Regions from separate parts of the Homo sapiens genome. Here region 2 is linked to region 1. A link is a loop called in an ENCODE intact Hi-C map of the cell type or tissue named here. Cell type or tissue: dorsolateral prefrontal cortex. All regions are shown on one strand. Each heading gives the region's core, and the rest is flanking DNA. Links, peaks and the distances in the headings are about the cores only. Region 1 overlaps LINC00578 (long intergenic non-protein coding RNA 578). Region 2 overlaps LINC00578 (long intergenic non-protein coding RNA 578).

What was found. Peaks named below come from ENCODE experiments on the same cell type or tissue, not always from the same donor. Only the 100,000 strongest peaks of a DNase experiment are listed, where the experiment ranks them.
Region 2: it touches region 1 in a loop (2.4-fold over the local background); 5 of 110 quality-filtered maps call a loop at or near these places.

What each region holds. Positions count from the first base shown.
Region 1 is chr3:177,607,845-177,616,183 of GRCh38, forward strand. The region is part of intron 2 of LINC00578 (long intergenic non-protein coding RNA 578); the gene reads left to right. Among named protein-coding and RNA genes, the nearest start is that of LINC00578, 170 kb to the left of the region's middle. RefSeq lists an enhancer at 2,327-2,967. In dorsolateral prefrontal cortex, for the core only: no CTCF peak of the experiment used is centred there; DNase peaks (open chromatin) are centred at 3,668 and 7,355; H3K27ac peaks cover 247 bases.
Region 2 is chr3:177,487,361-177,495,699 of GRCh38, forward strand. All of the region lies in intron 1 of LINC00578 (long intergenic non-protein coding RNA 578), which reads left to right. Among named protein-coding and RNA genes, the nearest start is that of LINC00578, 50 kb to the left of the region's middle. RefSeq lists an enhancer at 328-829. In dorsolateral prefrontal cortex, for the core only: no CTCF peak of the experiment used is centred there; DNase peaks (open chromatin) are centred at 3,431 and 4,111; H3K4me3 peaks cover 1,311 bases; H3K27ac peaks cover 3,037 bases.

The DNA of each region.
Region 1 (8,339 bases), core at 58-8,057:
GTCAACTCTATAGTTGATGCATGGTAGCTGATAATTACCAACCAAGATGAGCTCAGAAGACTTACAGAAAAACTCAGGCCGAATTCTCTCTTTGAAACGTAAACTAAAAACATTCCATTTATAGCCAGCTGCAGAAGAAATGTGTACTCATTACTAATAAAGTAATTCTGAAATCCTCAAAAGGAACACATCCTGAAGAAGAAATGATTGGAGTGGTCCCCAAATCTGCCACACTCTGAGTTGCATTTAACTTGTTTGGCTTAATAATTTTATGCAAGTGACAGACAGACTTATCTTCCGAGCCCCTCCCCTCTGTATACTGGAATTTGACAAACAGCATCTAGGGGAGAGGGGACTCTGAGGTTGGAAGGTAGACACAAATATCCTTGGAATGGAGAAGAGAAATTGATCAGGCTGCTATTGCATGATAACATCCACCTCCTCTGTTCTATTTCTAAAATCACCAGGAAGTCTTCGGATCTGTAATTTGATTTTCTGTGTAGCTCTACCTACCAAAAGGGAATGTGCAGACAGTTGGCCTAACTCCTGGGCCAAGCCATGTCGCCAGTTCTAAATGAGTAAATTGGCATTCTGGCTTAGTAAATCAGACTTTGGGTTTGCTTTGCATGAATCTAGCTCCAGAGACATATCACCTCTGGGCAAACTTAAAAATTGGGTAGTGGGGTCCAGGAAAGGGCTTTGGTGATACATGGACATATGTATATTTACATAGGAAGAAACTCATGACCTTTGCTTTAATTCTCAAATGGGAACTAACACTAAAAATCGATGATTTACTGACATAATGTGTGTAGTGAAGCTGAGGCCACACCTGGGCCCAGGGTAACCCTTTCCAGGTACTGACATAGGAAGGTTTCTGCCCAAAGCCATTAGTGACTCTCTTCTCATCTTTTAACTGAGGTAGATTGTACTCTTCTGGGAGCTAAAAGGACTTGACTGAGTCTTTTGAAGAAAGTAAATTATTCCATTGCCTTGCAGAAATGTTTTATAGAGCTGTCCCTACAACTCAGTGATTTCCACCAGTGTGTTGTGAGCAGTTATATCAAAGCCCTTCTTGCATGTGTTAAATTCAAACTGTTTATTTATTTAAAAAATTATTTTTTAAAAGAAACTTTACAACTTGAGAGAAGACATAGAAAGGAAATAGACAGAATGGGAAAAGTGAAATCATCTAATCTAGGTGAGGAAAAGTATTCCATTTCATTTCCCATCTACTCTGTGTGGAATTGTTTTGTTCTATAGTTTTAAAAAATTAACAATAGCATAGACATTTTAATTTATGACTATATTTTCTTTATATCACAAGACAAAGAACCCTCTCTCTGTTTCTGGAAAACGATCATTCTGTACCAGATACACGCAGATTGTTGTGCATTATTACAGTGCAATGGGGAAATATTCAAATATCAGTTCCAAGTGCTAATAATAACAAAAGAACAGTGAGATTTGGATAAGAAGGGAAAAAATAAACTTAAAATTCCTGCTTTATATTTATGAGACACCATCTTGCTAAAAGGTATGTTGATGAAAAGAGTTGATGAAAAGAGTCAAACTCTGTAAAATCTTTGAAGAGGGTTATTCTAAGCCAAATGTGAGTGACCGTCACCTAAGGCACAGTCTTACGAGGTGCTGAGAACATATGTGCCCAAAATGGTTGGGCTTCAGCTTGATTTTACACATTTTAGGGGGATATAAGACATCAATGAATATAATGTGAGGGATGCATGGGTTCGGTCTGGAAAGGCGGGACAACTCAAAGTGGAAGTGAGGTGGGGGTGGCATAGAGGGTGGTGAGGGATGGCTTGGGGTGTGGTGGAGTGGAGTTTACAGGTCATAGGTGGATTCAAAGATTTTCTGATTGGCAATTGGTTGAAAGAGTTAGTTATTATTTAAAGACCTGGAATCAATAAAAAGAAGTGTCTGGGTTAAGATAAGGGGTTGTGGAGACCAAAGTTCTTATTAGTAGAAGATATCACAGAGGTTGCTGCCCTTAGAGACAATAGATGGCAAATGTTTCCTATTTAGACCTTTAAAAGGTATTTGACTCTCAGTTAATCTCTTCAGGGTTGAGGGGGCTGGAAGGGGAAAGATCTAGTTATGTTAAGTTAACAGAGATTCTTTACAGATGCAAAAGTTTCCCCACAAAAAATGGCTTTGCGGGACCATTTCAAAATATGGCAAAGAAACATAATTTGGTGTAAAATATTTTGATATCCTTCTTTATCTGTTATGTGATATTATACTAGAGTCAGGTTGGAATTTGCTGTATTATTGCTACAAAGAATCTGTTCTTGGCTGCGTTTCAGGCCAAGATTCAGTGCTCACACCTGTAATCCCAACACTTTGGGAGGCTGAGGTGGGTGGATTGCTTGAGTCCAGGAGTTTGAGAGCAGCTTGGGCACCATGGCAAAACCTTGTCCCTACAAAAAATACAAAAAAATTAGCTGGGCATGATGGTGTGCACCTGTAGTCCCGGATACTTGGGAGGCTGAGGTGGGAGGATCATCTGAGACTGGGAAGTTGAGGTTGCAGCGAGCCCTGATGATGCCATTGTACACCAGCCTGGGTGACAGAGTGAGATCCTGTCTCCAAAACAAACAAACAAACAACAAAGAAACAAATGCCTGTTCTATTTTAATGTTAATGCTGGTCAGCTGTGTCTAAACTCTGAAAGGGAGAGAGCATAATGATTCCTTCCTGTCACAACCTGAACTAGTTCTTCAGATTTCTTTGGAATTTCCTTGGTGGAGAGGGAATCCCTGCATTCACTTGGAGGGGCTTACAGTTTTATTTTTGGCTTACAGGTGGTCAAAAACATACTAAGTGCCTCACAAACTCCGGGCACACAAAGACAGCCAATAATTAATACTTCCAAAAAGATTTGAGGCTAACAAATTATACAATGGGTTGGTTAAGAAATCCAATAATTAACTCAGGCAATTCTAATGCAGGGAGCACATCTTGGCTAAGAGGAAGTGAGCCCAGCTAAGTGTTCTAGAACAGCAGAGGAGCGGAGACAGGCAGCCATATTTTAGGGTTAATGGCACAGCTTGGCCATATTTGTGCATGTGTGCAGTGATTTGTTTTTCAGACACAGACTCAATGACTTCCCAGGCTAAAAGACCAAGATATTTTGTGAAAAAAATATAAAACCAACCAGGCTTAAAAAAAAAAACCTCAGCTAGCAATCCACAATGTTTATCCTTTGCTGGAATCAATTCAAAGTCTGAGCAGTTATATGGATTTCTGAGTGGATACATTTACAAGATAAATGAACAAAAAAGTCCACCTAAACTAAGTAAATCTGAAGATTTAGTGATTTTTACAATGTCTGTTGTGGGAATTTATGATGTCAGTGTCTACGGACATTTAACCCTATCAAGTCGAATTTAAGTTTCTTGGAACCATAGGAAGTGCCACTGGGAATGGTGAAAGCTGTGGAATTAGGTTATTTGGATTTTTGTTTTTTAAACTCTCCCTGAGGGGCCGAGGGTCATTTCCTCCATATTGTTTCTTCAGGTTTAAATTGCTGCTTCCCCTCTGAGGCAGTGTGAAAAAGTGAGCTATGGAATAATGAGTCTTTTCAAGTCAAATGCAAACAATTCCACCTTAAAATAGCAGACCTCACCTTAAGCCAGCTTGGCAGCCTGCCAGAGAAGGGCATGAAAGCTGCACTTTAATCAAAAAGATGTGTATTCTTTATGCAGGCTGTGGAATGAACAGCTGGGAAGAGGGTTTTTATTGATTCTTTTTATTTCCCTCTCCTCTTCACCCCCCACCACGCTTTCTAACAAACACATTTAAAATTTACTGGCAGACTTTTTTCTTTTCTGAAACTATTGGAAGAAAAACTTTTTCCTTTCTAAGTGCCCCGTAATTTGGAAGCTTCCTAAAGGGGCTACAAGCTGCATCTCGATACTGCCTTTATCTTGACTGAAATCAAGCCCAGGCAACATTAGGTGCACAAGAATCCTCAGAGAAAAGGGAATAGTGAAATGCTCTGGCAGAAAGAAGCACTATTCCACTGAAGGCTGGATGGAGACACCCAGTTTTGGTCCAGGAATGACAAGTGCTCTGGCTTTAAGGGATGAAGGCAATAAGAATCACACACTGCTCTACCCCTTCGTGATGGAAGTACAGGCTGTAAAGCTATAAAGGATGATTTAATTGCACATAATTTTTGCTGCTGAACCGTGTAAGAAGGAATTTTAGGTATATACGAGACTAGGGCACATCAGTACACACCAGCGGTAATCAGTAAGGCCAGCAATCATCCTTGAAAACAGAGCAACACAGGGCAGTGCAGACATCACATCATGAGTATTAAAAATAATCTCTGTATGCTTTGGGGACCAAAAAATACACGAGGAGCAGTTGATCACTTTGACAGATGTAACAGTCCTCTCTCTCTCCTCTCTCTCTTTTTTTTTTTTTTTTTTGAGACAGAATCTCACTCTGTCACTCAAGCTGGAGTACAGTGGTGCAATGTTGGCTCACTGCAACCTCTGCCTCCTGAGTTCAAGCGATTCTCGTTGCCTCGGCCTCCTGAGTAGCTGGGATTACAGGTGCGTGCCACCACATTAGGCTAATTTTAGTATTTTTAGTAGAGACGGGATTTTGCCATGTTGGCCAGGCTGATCTCAAACTCCTGTCCTCAGGTGATCCATCCACCTTGGCCTCCCAAAGTGCTGGGATTACAGGCATGAGCCACCGTGCCTCCCTCTCTTTATTCTGTGCTAAAACAGAGATGCAAATTGGGGGTCTGGACAAAAAATCCAGCATGTTTGGCCTTCATAGTGTCTTCTAACAATCTTTAACATAGTGATAATGTGTAATTCATAGTATCTTCTAACAATTTTTAAAATTAGTGCTAATGCAAATTGGGGACTAGACCACAAACCCAACACGCAGACCTGTTTTGTTTGGCCAAAAAATTTTAAAGTTAGTGCTAATGTGTAATTTAGAAGTTACCATATAAACCCAGCTTTTCAGCTTCTCTTGAAAAATTGGAGATGTGGCACACTGGGTGTGCATCTCCAGATGAAAACAGCTGGAAAGATCTGAGTAGTAGATGCCCCATTAGATGAGGCAAGTGCTTGCTAGATTGATAACCTTGCCTTCCTATGCATGGAACCTGCCTGGCCTAGGTAAGCATTTGAGTTTACAGTCCCTATAGCAAATGTGCAATAGTTCAATTAGCAAGTAGCTACTGAACATCCTTTATCCATGTGCAGATTCTATTATAGCACTTCCCAGTTGAAAGCTTTTCATAGCTCTCTGCTTGCCAACATTATGAGATGCAAACTCTTCAGGTTGGAATAAAATCTCCCAACCTTTGCGTCATTCACTAATGCTGAGTTCTCTTCCCACACGTCCATGGATACTCACACTTCATATCTTCCAACTGCACAAGTTGTGTTTGTCTTCATTTGTTCCCGGAATCCCCCCTTCTGAATAGATGCTGCTGACTGTCCTCGTTCCACCCTTCTTTCACATAGTTAGCTGTGGAAGTCTTACTCATCTGCAAGGACTAGGTCAAGCCTGATTCATTGAAGACCACTCTTCTCAACTTCTTTGTGCAGAAGGGCCAATTTCCTTTTCTCTCTTCCTTCCTTTTCCCTTTTTTTTTTTTTTTTTTGAAAATTTCCAATCTGCTCACAGACATACAAAGCACAAAGCACAAGTTGTAATTTTTTATTATGAGATTCAGCAGGTAGAATTTCTACTTTGTCAATTGCTGTAAGAGTTTCTAAATAAATACTCTCAATTTCTGAACTTATTTCATATGGAGTAATAATGAGAGCTGGCTCTTGGATCATATTTTGAGTATCTTTTGTCAGATACTCTCAGGTGAATTAGTCTCCCTGTTACCTGCATTCACACAGAACTGTCTATACTTTTACCATGGCAAATTGTATTAGAGCTGTTTAGGTTGCTCTGCCTGTTCCATTTTAAACTTTAGGAGGACAAGAGCTTTTTTGAGTCTGTCTCCCTCATCTTGGCCCCTCTGGGCCTATTTGCCAATGAAAGGGGTTTAGTCAATGTTGGATTTTCAGCACTGTTCCCAGGAGGTGTCAGGAGCAGGAGGATTCAGAATCATTTTGCCATAGTGGTAGCCTTCAAGGAGTTTATAGTAATGTTAAATAGAAGATTAATGTTAAAAGAGAAACTTTAGCAGATTAAACCTTTAAAGAGTTTATTTGGGCAGACAGCAATTCATGAATTGGACAGCTCTAGACTGGAAGTGGTTCAGGGCTTCAGCAGAGGTGGTTGATGGAAAAGCTTTTACAGGGTGAATGAGAAAGCAGAGCAAAGAAATTATTTGATTGGTTGAAGTTTGGAAAATTGCCCTATTTGGACTATCTTGGTGGGAAGTTCAAGACAATAATCAATGCCCAGTTGGCTATGTGATTGGTTGAGCTTAAGTTTCATTTCTTTTAAATTAGCCTCTTGCATGAAATGAGGCTGAGCTAGGTTTTAGTTTCCTTAGGTAGGAACCCAGGGTTCCTGTCTAATGGCTTCTCATTTTATTATTTCAATGTTAACTTGCATAAATATATAGCAGATAGTACACAACAAATAATTGCTGAAGTTTGTGATACATCTTATGAAAATGTAGGTAGAAAATAAGGTGCCCAGTGAATGCTGGGCCAGACTTAGATTTCAGTCTATAACTTGAGAGAGACCTTCCCATTGAAGATGGCAGCCCTAAGTGGTTGTTTATATGGACAATGTACTCTGTGCTTTAGTTTGCTCCTCTTTCAATTGAGGGGTTCAATTAAGGGATCCCCTTAATTTCCATGGCCATATGATTCAGAAGTGTCAACAATGGAATAATCTACTATGTATATAGTTTGTAGAAAATAGTTAGAATGCACATATTTTTTCATCTTTTTTTTCCCAACCTGCCTAGGTGAAAATCTAACTTGGACATACTTCTTTATAGCAACATCTCTATAGATACAAATGACAATTTAGATCCAATTTATCACTTACTCATGTTAACTAATGTTCACTCCAGTCAGCTATATTGAAAATATTAAAATAATTAAACAAATTTCTGGGAGTTTGTGATAATGGGATTTGACTGGTTCTTCCTTTGGTATTTTCTGTGATGTTTCTCCTTCATTTTATTGCCAAAGTCAGAGGGATTGTTATAGTATAGGCCTGAAGCCTGCTTTCAGGATCTGTGCAGAACCAACCAACCAAGAGAGCCTTTTATTTTGTCCCCCAGTTGACCTCCTTCCAGATATGCTGAGTCCATTTCCCTGAAATGACTGAGCGGGGAGAGGTAACTGCAGCTGTGTTTGGATACCTTCTTTCTCTCCCTTGGCTCCAGCCCAGGGAAACGCACACACTCTTTCACAATCACACAAACCACTTCATTATCATATTTTTGAGGATGTTGGCCAGGGGAAAGGGCAGACCAGTCAGTAGGCTGGAAAGTTAGAAATGTGTGTGTTTATTTTTCCCTCCCCTCTCCACTGTGCTATTGGAACTGGTATAGAAAGGGAATAGTCATTCACAGTTGCCCCTTTTCAGGAGGGTGAAGTTCAGAGGAAGAAATGTTTGCATAGACATTTGATAATCATAATAAAAAGACCATTAGAAGCTCATTGATTAAACAGTTACTGCAGATTTCAACTACAACTTAGAACTGTTTTTTTTGTTTTTGTTTTTGTTTTTTTTTTTTTTTTAGACAAGGTCTCTCTCTGTTTCCTAAACTGAGTGCAGTGGCATGATCATGGCTCATTGCAGCCTCAACCTCCTGGCCTCTTGGGCTCAAGCAATCCTCCTACCTCAGCTTCCCGAGTAGCTGGAAGCACAAGCATGTGCTACCATGCCTGGCTAATTTTTTAATTTTTTGTAGAGATGGGAGTCTCCCTATGTTGCCCAGGCTGGTCTTGAACTACTGGGCTCAAATGATCCTTCTGCCTCGGTCTCCCAAAATGTTGGGATTTATAGGCATGAGCCACTGCACCTCACTAGATACTTAGGTACTTTGGAAAGAGGAGCCCAGATGGGCAAATGTATTAAGGGTTTGTCATTTATGATTGGCACTAGAGCTGTATCACATAGTGTGGAAGAAAATTAAATTAATTCTCTCCCTGTAAATGTGCTTTGTAAAATTTTAATGTGCTATGTAAATAAGTTGGTAATGTTTTCAATGCATAAAGCTGTAGCTTAGATTCAATGAATGTTTATTTTTAACTTATGAAGTGAGATTGTAGCTCATTTTATGAAAGAGGCTAACAAACCTTTGGATGTATAAATTCTGATATATCTATTGAACAAGGTATATGTTTTATTCAATGATC
Region 2 (8,339 bases), core at 42-8,041, 120 kb before region 1:
TTATAAGTCTGGAGCTAAACAGTCATTATTACTAAAGCAGTGTTTCAGGGACTCTAGGACTTGAGAAAAACAATTCCCACAATAATGTATAATAGTTCTGCTGTTTCCATAAACATGCATTATAGACTCTGTCTGCCTTCCACGGTGCTTCCTACATCATTTCCTAGTGAAAGCAGGAAACTGATAATTCATGAATGTTTCCATTTTCTCTCCACTGAGAAGGAGGAAAGTGAGCAGCACTTTGCACTAGGAGATGTCTGGGTGTGAATTGCAGTTCTGAGGTCTTGGAAAAATCATTTCAATCTTTAAAGATTCAATTTTTCTTCTTTATCAAATGGCAATGAAAAGAATTCTTTCAGGCCTAACTACTTTTCAGAGTTGAAGTGTAAAAACTTTTGACGTAAAAAGTAGGCAAGTCTTTCTGAGCTGTACAATACTGTATAAATATTTGTGGCTATGGTTACTTTTATCTCAATTGGCACTGGAGCATTTGTATTGACCTTTATGGCATATTTTTTTCATGCCTGTAACTAATCATTCAGCCACTGCCTATGATAGCTGGAGACTTATCACTGAAACACTCAGGATCTTAACTTATTCTCTTGTTGTTCTCATATGCATTTGTTAAGTATCCATCTGCATAGTTTAGAGCTGACTGCTATGTAGTAGATTGGTTAGGTGAAGCCAACTTTCCTGTGACAGGAGAAAAGTTGATGAGTTCTCACTCCCGTATTCTGTATTGGCTTGATGATATACTTGCTTCCTGAGATAGCGAGAAATCTTAGTTCTGGGTCTACCTCCAGGTTTCACTGCATGACTAGGAAGATTCATTTGATCTGTGTATGGATTCTCCAGAAGAAAGATGAAGTTTGTGGTAGCAACTTCTGAGCCCCTGTTGAGTCTTTAATCTCTGTCAGGTGACTATGTCTGGATTTTGTGATTTGATTTTAAACTCCTTGAAGATAAGGGACGTACCTAATTCTTCATTCTTGCTAAAAACTGTGTTCCTGAGTCACACTCAGGATGTGGAGTACACTCGTGATGAGGCTGCTAATTTAACTCACGCTGCATGCAGATGTACAAAGAAAATGCAGCTTCTTTATTGTTCTATAGCTGATTTAACATTTCTCTTGATCTTTCAATCTTTTGGGTAAGAACAAGGATGTTAGTTTTCAATATCTGCAATGCTGCATGATACATTACCCCAGAGTTTAGCAGCTTAAAAGAATAAACATTTATTATCCCACAATTTCTGTAGGTCGGAAATCTGAGTGTGGCCTTACTAGGTTCTCTGGCTCAGGGTCTCTCCCAAGGGCACATTCAAGGGGCCATCTACAGGTCAGTCTGTGGTGACCAACTGTCTGGGGTTGCTCAAGACTGAGTGGTTTCTTGGGATGTGGGGCTTCTGGTGCTAAAACTGGAGACATCCTGGGCAAACTGTGCTGAACTGGTTATCTTATCTGGGTTTTATCTGAACCCTAGACAGAGGGACAGTCCTCTTCTAAGCTCATACCTTGTCATGTGGCAGGACTCTGTTCTACGTGGGTTGCTGGACTGTTCTTCTCTGGCTGTTGGCCAGAATCCTCCCTCAGTTGCTTGCCAATATGGTACTTGTTTCATCAGAGTGAGCAAGTAAGAGAGAAAGAGAGGTGAGCAAATTGGAAGCCAGAATCTTTCAAATTCCATTTGTTAGAAGCAAATCACTAAGTCCAAACCACACGCAAGGGGAGTAGATCACACAAGGGCAGGAGTAGCAGGAAGTGGAGATCATTGGGAGCCGTAGAAGCTGCTCACCACAGGGTGAAAAAACAACTTGCAAATGTGGGTGACAGTATCTTTTGGGTAATCAATATGATTTACTTATCTGTGGGATCTAAAATCATCAAAGTTGGAGCAGAGAGTGGAATGGGGGATAGAGACGTGCGGAAATGATAGTTAAAGGGCAAAGCTTCAGCTGCGCAAAATAAATAACTTCTGGAGATCTAGTATACAGCATAATGCCTATGGTTGACAGTATTGTATCATATACTTAATATTTGCTAAGAAGATAGATCTTACATTAAGTCTTATCATACACACACAAAATAATAAAAGTGGCAGGAAGAAACTTTGTGGGGGAGGTGATAGGTGTATTAGTCTGTTTTCTGTTGCATATAACAGAATACTTGGAACTGGGTAATTTATAAAGAAAAGGAATTTATTTCTTACAGTTATGGAGGCTGAAAAGTTCAAGGTAGAGAGGCTGCATCTAGTGAGGGCCTTCTTGCTGATGGGGACTCTGCGGTCCTAAGGTGGCGCAGGGCATCATATGGCCAGGGGCTGAGCATGCTCACGTATTAGCTTCAGTCACTCTTCCTCTTCTTATAAAGCCACTCCCATGATAACCCATTAATGAATTAATCCATTAATCTAAAAGTGGATTATTCCATGACCCAATCACCTCTTAAAGGCCCCACCTCTCAATACTGCCATATTGGGGATTGAGATTCAACATGAGTTTTGAAGGGGACATTCAAACCATTGCAACAGATATGTTTATGGCCTTGATGGTAGTGATGGTTTCACAGTATATATTTAACCTCAAACTCACTGAGCTTTTTGCAATTAATATGTACAGCTTTTTGTATGTCAATTATACCACAACAAAGTGATTTTGAAATAAAAGAATTCCAGATTTTCTTCTCATCTTCTTTTTCTGAGATGATTTTTCAGTAGATAGCAGGAGGAAGACTGGCTGACCTGGTGGCAGTGGGAAAGAGGGTTCCCAGGCCCATGTCTGTCCTTCCCTGGCTCCTCAGTCCTCTGCTCTGCTGTCTCTTTCATTCCCGCTCTACTTTCCCTGCTGCTGGGCAGCTGAAATTGGGAGCTGTCAGACTCCTGCTCTATAATCTCTTGGTTTGGTTGGACTTGGTTGTTCTCGCTGCTGATTTGATGCCACTTTCATTCTTGAGGACAGGCTGTTACTCCCACCTCATCCTCTGGTCTAGCAGGCTCCCTTCTGATTCCCAACAGCAAGCCCAGAGTAAGCGCTCTACCTGGTACCTTCAGATACAGCCTACTTCCTATCTCAGGGCAGGTGGAAATGGTCAGATAGGATACTTGGGGACCAAGAGAGCCTCTGGGGGCTAAATTCAGGCCCTCCTTCTGCATAAACGAAGTGTTTCTCTGATGCAGCTATTCTATGGTAGTTTGCTATGAGTCTCAAATGGGAAATGAGGCAAAACACTCTCTGTTTGGCTTTCCTCTAAACCAATGTAAGCCCCATTCTAGAATTGCAGCCCCTTGTGGGGACAGGGACAGGGAGGAGCCATGATGCTTGGTCCCATTTGCTGCCTCCTTTGCTTCCTGCAATGCAGCAGGGCTGAAAAGGCAGTTTTTATTTTTTTCTGTGTTCTCTCCAGAGTTCGTTCTCCCTACCCAAGGCATGTGATGCCCTCTGGTCTGCCAGGCTTGGCTCTTACTATGCTAAATAGAGGCTAAGGGAACTTAGAATGGCCTTTTCTGTCTACCCAAAGCTTGGCTTTCGTGACAATTGTTTTGATGTGGACTTACAAAAGTCAGATTTATGACTCAAAGATAATCAATGGCCTCTTATTCCCTGAGGCAATGCGCTTTTTGGCTAAGCTTGGATGCTGAGGTTGTGAAGGTGCATGATTTAAGGGGGAAATGAAAATATTCAAAATGCCAAAAATACTATCCCCATTACACGCATTGGTTTTTACCGCTACAGGTGACTTCCTAGGGTGACCACCAGCCCTGGCTTTGGGGTTCAAGGACCTACTCATTCTGCTAGAACCAAGATGTGCTGGAAATGGAGAAGTTAAAAAAATGCTTTTCTAGTGGCACTATCATGAATCCAGCATTTTCCTGCCAAAAGGATAGCATTTTCCACGGGTTAAGCGAGTAACTCCACATATTTGAGTGAGCTGAAAGAAATGTTTGTTGTGTGTGTCTGGAGGCGGGGGATGGGGGGTGGGTACGTGCTTAAAAAGGGGACAAGGACGGGAGTCACATGTAGTGTGCAGGGGAAAATTGAACGTATAAGAGGCATGTGATGGGAACAAAATGGTTAAACAGTTCCCTTCTCCCCGCCCCTCCTAAGCAGCTGCATCCAAGAGGGAAGTTTGCCATGGAAACACAGGAAGTATCAGAGAGCTGGGCAACAAGGGAAGCTTTTCTTGTAGTATCCACACTGGAAGTAGCTCTCTTCCCACCAAAAAGCCTGGAGCTATATGACACTTCTCTTGGGAACAGCACAGGAAATAGAGACTAACGTCTATTTATGACAGCAAGCAGCCAGAGATGACAGTTTGCAGAACATATTTGGAGAAAGCAACCTCCTGACAAATGGATTCCATGGGGAATTTGAATTAAAAGTGAACTTTGAATAATTTCAGATGGAGAAATGGCATTAAATAATTGGCATGAAAAGTCTTGACACAGGAGAGTGACCCCTTCAATCCAGATGGTGTGAGACACAGACACAGAGGGACTCAGCAGAGGGCAACGGAAGAGCCAGATATGAAAGACAGAGGAAGGACAGCTGCAGGGGACCAGGGCAGACACTCCCCTCAGCCACATCTGGCCAATTAAAAAAAATTCTCTTAGCTGTGTAGGATTGTATGCTATTATCAGTTCTATATTGAATACCTTTTGCAATTAACTATATATTCAATTCAGCTTAACTTCTTGACATATAAATTGTATGTAGTTCTCGTTCCACAATGGGGTTTGAGTCAGTCTCAAAACATTCTTTTTTTCCTCTTTTTAAATGAAGTCTGCAGTTAAAGAACCCTCCCTGATAATGTTACATATATTTGTCATCATTGGGAGGATCTAAGTAATAAAATTTGGGTGCCAAGACTGGGCAAACCAGGACTATAGCAACTCTAATAGAAAGTAGTTGAGTGAAGCTCATTCCTACGTGGAGGTACCTTTATTTATTTATTTATTTATTTATTTATTTATTTATTTATTTATTGAAGATGGAGCCTTGCTCTGTAAACAGGCTGGAGTGCAGTGGCGCGATCTTGGCTCACTGCAGCCTCTGCCTCCTGGGTTCAAGAGATTCTCCTGCCTCAGGCTCCTGAGTAGAGGGGATTACAGGCATTCGCCACCGTGCCTGGCTAATTTTTGTATTTTTAGTAGAGATGGGGTTTCACCATGTTGGCCAGGCTGGTCTTGAATTCCTGACCTCAAGTGATCCACCTGCCTCAGCCTCCCAAAGTGCTGGGATTACAGGTGTGAGCCACCACGCCTGGCCCCATGATTTATAAAAGCAAGAAAAAAAAAAGAGAGATGAGAGAGGCTGATTGGGACATAAAATCAGAGAGAAAGAAGGAAGTGCAGTTGAGAGTGAGCACATAAAGCACAGTGTGCGTATTAACGGGTGTAGGAGAATCTGTAAAGCGATGAACAGATCTCAGAAGAAGGGACTGGTGTAAGTTGTGTTGTGCTTTTGCTTTTAGCTGAAGAAAGGAAGGCAAGTTTGGAGGAGGAAGAGGGTTGGTTGTGTAGACTTTGAGAGCACAGAAAGGTGTGTTATCTCCTGGCTCTAAGGATCAATATGCAAGTCCTCTAGAGAGAGAAATTGCTAGCAAAAGCAGAAAAAACTATGTGTCTCTGTGACCCAAGTGGAAGGGTGGAGGGGGCATTACTCCCAATGATAAACCGAATACCGTGCCTCTGCAGCATCCTGAGAGATTGCTGCTATGTAGTCTCATTAGGAGACAGCCTTGTTTTAGGGGAGCATCTGTAATCAAGGTAGTGATGAGGTACTGCCCTCAGTGACTTCCTGAGACCATCCACCATGAAGGCGTCTGGATCAGAAGAGGAAGCCTACTGTTAGCATCAATGGTGATTCATTTGTAAGCACTCATGAAACACCATCTGAGAACTTCTAGTTATAATTAGATGAAAGTTCCTAGGGAGTGGCATAAGAATGTGGGGACAGGTGTCAGTGATATTTTACTTATTCTATTAATATGCACCTTCTGTACCAGGTTCGAGAAGCTTATTATTATCCCTGTTGGGAGGGAGGCTTACCAAGGGTAAGTAATGTGTTTGCTGCATCTAAACAAGAAGTGGTAGAGCCAGGATTTAAAGCCATGTTTATCTGCCTCCAATGCTTATTCCTGGTACCACTACGCTGTACAAACTTCCAGTAGAATCCCAAAAGCTGTTAAAATAAGAGGAAAATTTAAAGGGGTAAGTCTTCAAGTCATGTGTCGGATCTTAGACAGTGAAACTTGAGACATGATAGAAAACAGTGGCTCAGGCCGGGTGGCCATGGCTCACGCCTGTAATCCTAGCACTTTGGGAGGCCGAGGCGGGTGGATTTCTTGAGCTCTGGAGTCCAAGACCAGCCTGGGCAACATGGTGAAACCCTGTCGCCACAGAAAGTACAAAAATTAGCCGGGTGTGGCTGTGCGTGCCTATAGTCCCAGCTACTTGGGAGGCTGAAGCAGGATTGCTTGAACCTGGGAGGTCAAGTCTGCAGTGAGCCAAGATGGCACCACTGCACTCCAGCCTGGGTGACAAAGTGAGACCCTATCTCAAAAAAGAAAAAAAGGAAACAGTGGCTCAACATGGAAACTAAAAATCATCTCTGGCCATGGGAGGAGGAACCTCTTCGTATCAACAAAGTTCAAACATGGGTAAGTTTACTAATAGATGTTCTTATAATCAAGTGTTAATTTGGCCAAGTTGTTAAACTTGTTTGGGTTTAATTTTCTATCTGTGAAATGAAGAGAATGAAAGCATCTGTTTTGTAGGTTCATTGAGAGAAGTCACACAAATACAGAGTGTGGTAGATTGTATTTTCCAAAGATGGCCATACAAATATACATATCTGAGTGCCACATGCATTTCTTAAATTGTAACTGACACCTTCTTATTTAATGCTGAGATTTATATTTTCTGGGTTTGGATCAAGACAGAAACTTCCATTTTTGATCAACAGATGCAGCAGAAGTGATGCTATGTGACTTCCAAGGCTAAGGCCATAGAGAGGATACAGCCTCCATCTGATTCCTCTCTCAGGACACCTGTCCTTGGAACTCAGCTGTTATGCTCTGAGGAAGCAAAATTAACTTGCATGGAGAGGCCAATATAGAGAGGAACTAAGGTCTTCAGCTGAGTGCCACCATTGTACAGTAGACACGAGTGAAGACGCTTTCAGATGATTTCAGCTCCCAGTCTTTGAATCTTCCATCTGAGACCCCAGACCGTTGTGGATCAGAGACAAGCTGTCCCCACAGTGTCCTGTCCAATTTCCTCTACAGAATCTGTGAGCATGACACATTGCTGTTTCATGCCACTGAGTTGTGGGGTAAATTCATATGTGTCCTTAGTAACTGGAACAGATTTTGATGCCATGTAAAATGGTACAAAAGAAGAAGAAGATAGCTCGGGAATTTTTGCAACTTGCTTCTTATCTATTAATTTAATTTGGTCCATTGCTAGACCAAGTACGTAAGAGTTAATTCTGTATCTAACAATTTAGTAACCAGATTGTCAGTAAAATGCAAGCAAAATTTAGAAGGACAATGATATTTTGTCCTTCTGTCTTGTATTGACAGATTCAACATGGTACTGGTTCACTTTCAGCTTCTGACAAAGGATACTTTTGTTTTCCTGGTCTCTCTCTTTTTTTTTTTTTGGTTGAGATGGAGTCTTGCTCTCTTGCCCCGGCTGAAGAGCAACGGCGCAATCTTGGCTCACTGCAACCTCTGCCTCCTGGGTTCAAGTGATTCTCCTGTCTCAGCTTCCTGAGTAGCTGGGATTACAGGCGCGCACCACCACACCCGGATAATTTTTGTATTTTTAGTAGAGATGGGGTTTCACCATGTTGGTCAGGCTGGTCTCAAACTCCTGACCTCATGATCCACCTGCCTTAGCCTCCCAAAATGCTGGGATTACAGGCGTGAGCCACCGCGCCCAGCCTTTTCTGCTCTCTTACAATTGTTTTACCTGAGCGCTTACTAATTTACTCTTAGCTAAAGTTCTCCTGTTCAGGAATGAGGAAATTCTAGTAGCCAGCTCAGAGGTGGTCAACCAGAATTCTTGTATTATAGGAGCTCATAATAATAAAACTTTATATTTATAGATGGTTTTGCACAAGGTTTTTACATCCTTAATCTCAAGTGAAGTTTACTAATGCATTTGTGTGGGCTTGGCATATAGTGGCCAGAGACTATACTGATCTAGTATGTATTTGCTGCTTCTTGCAGCTGTTGAAATATGTGATACAGTATATGCATACTAAAGATAAAGATGTACAACTAGGGGGAAGAAACAAAGAAACTAGTGCCTACTTTTGGCATCTATGTGAGAATGTT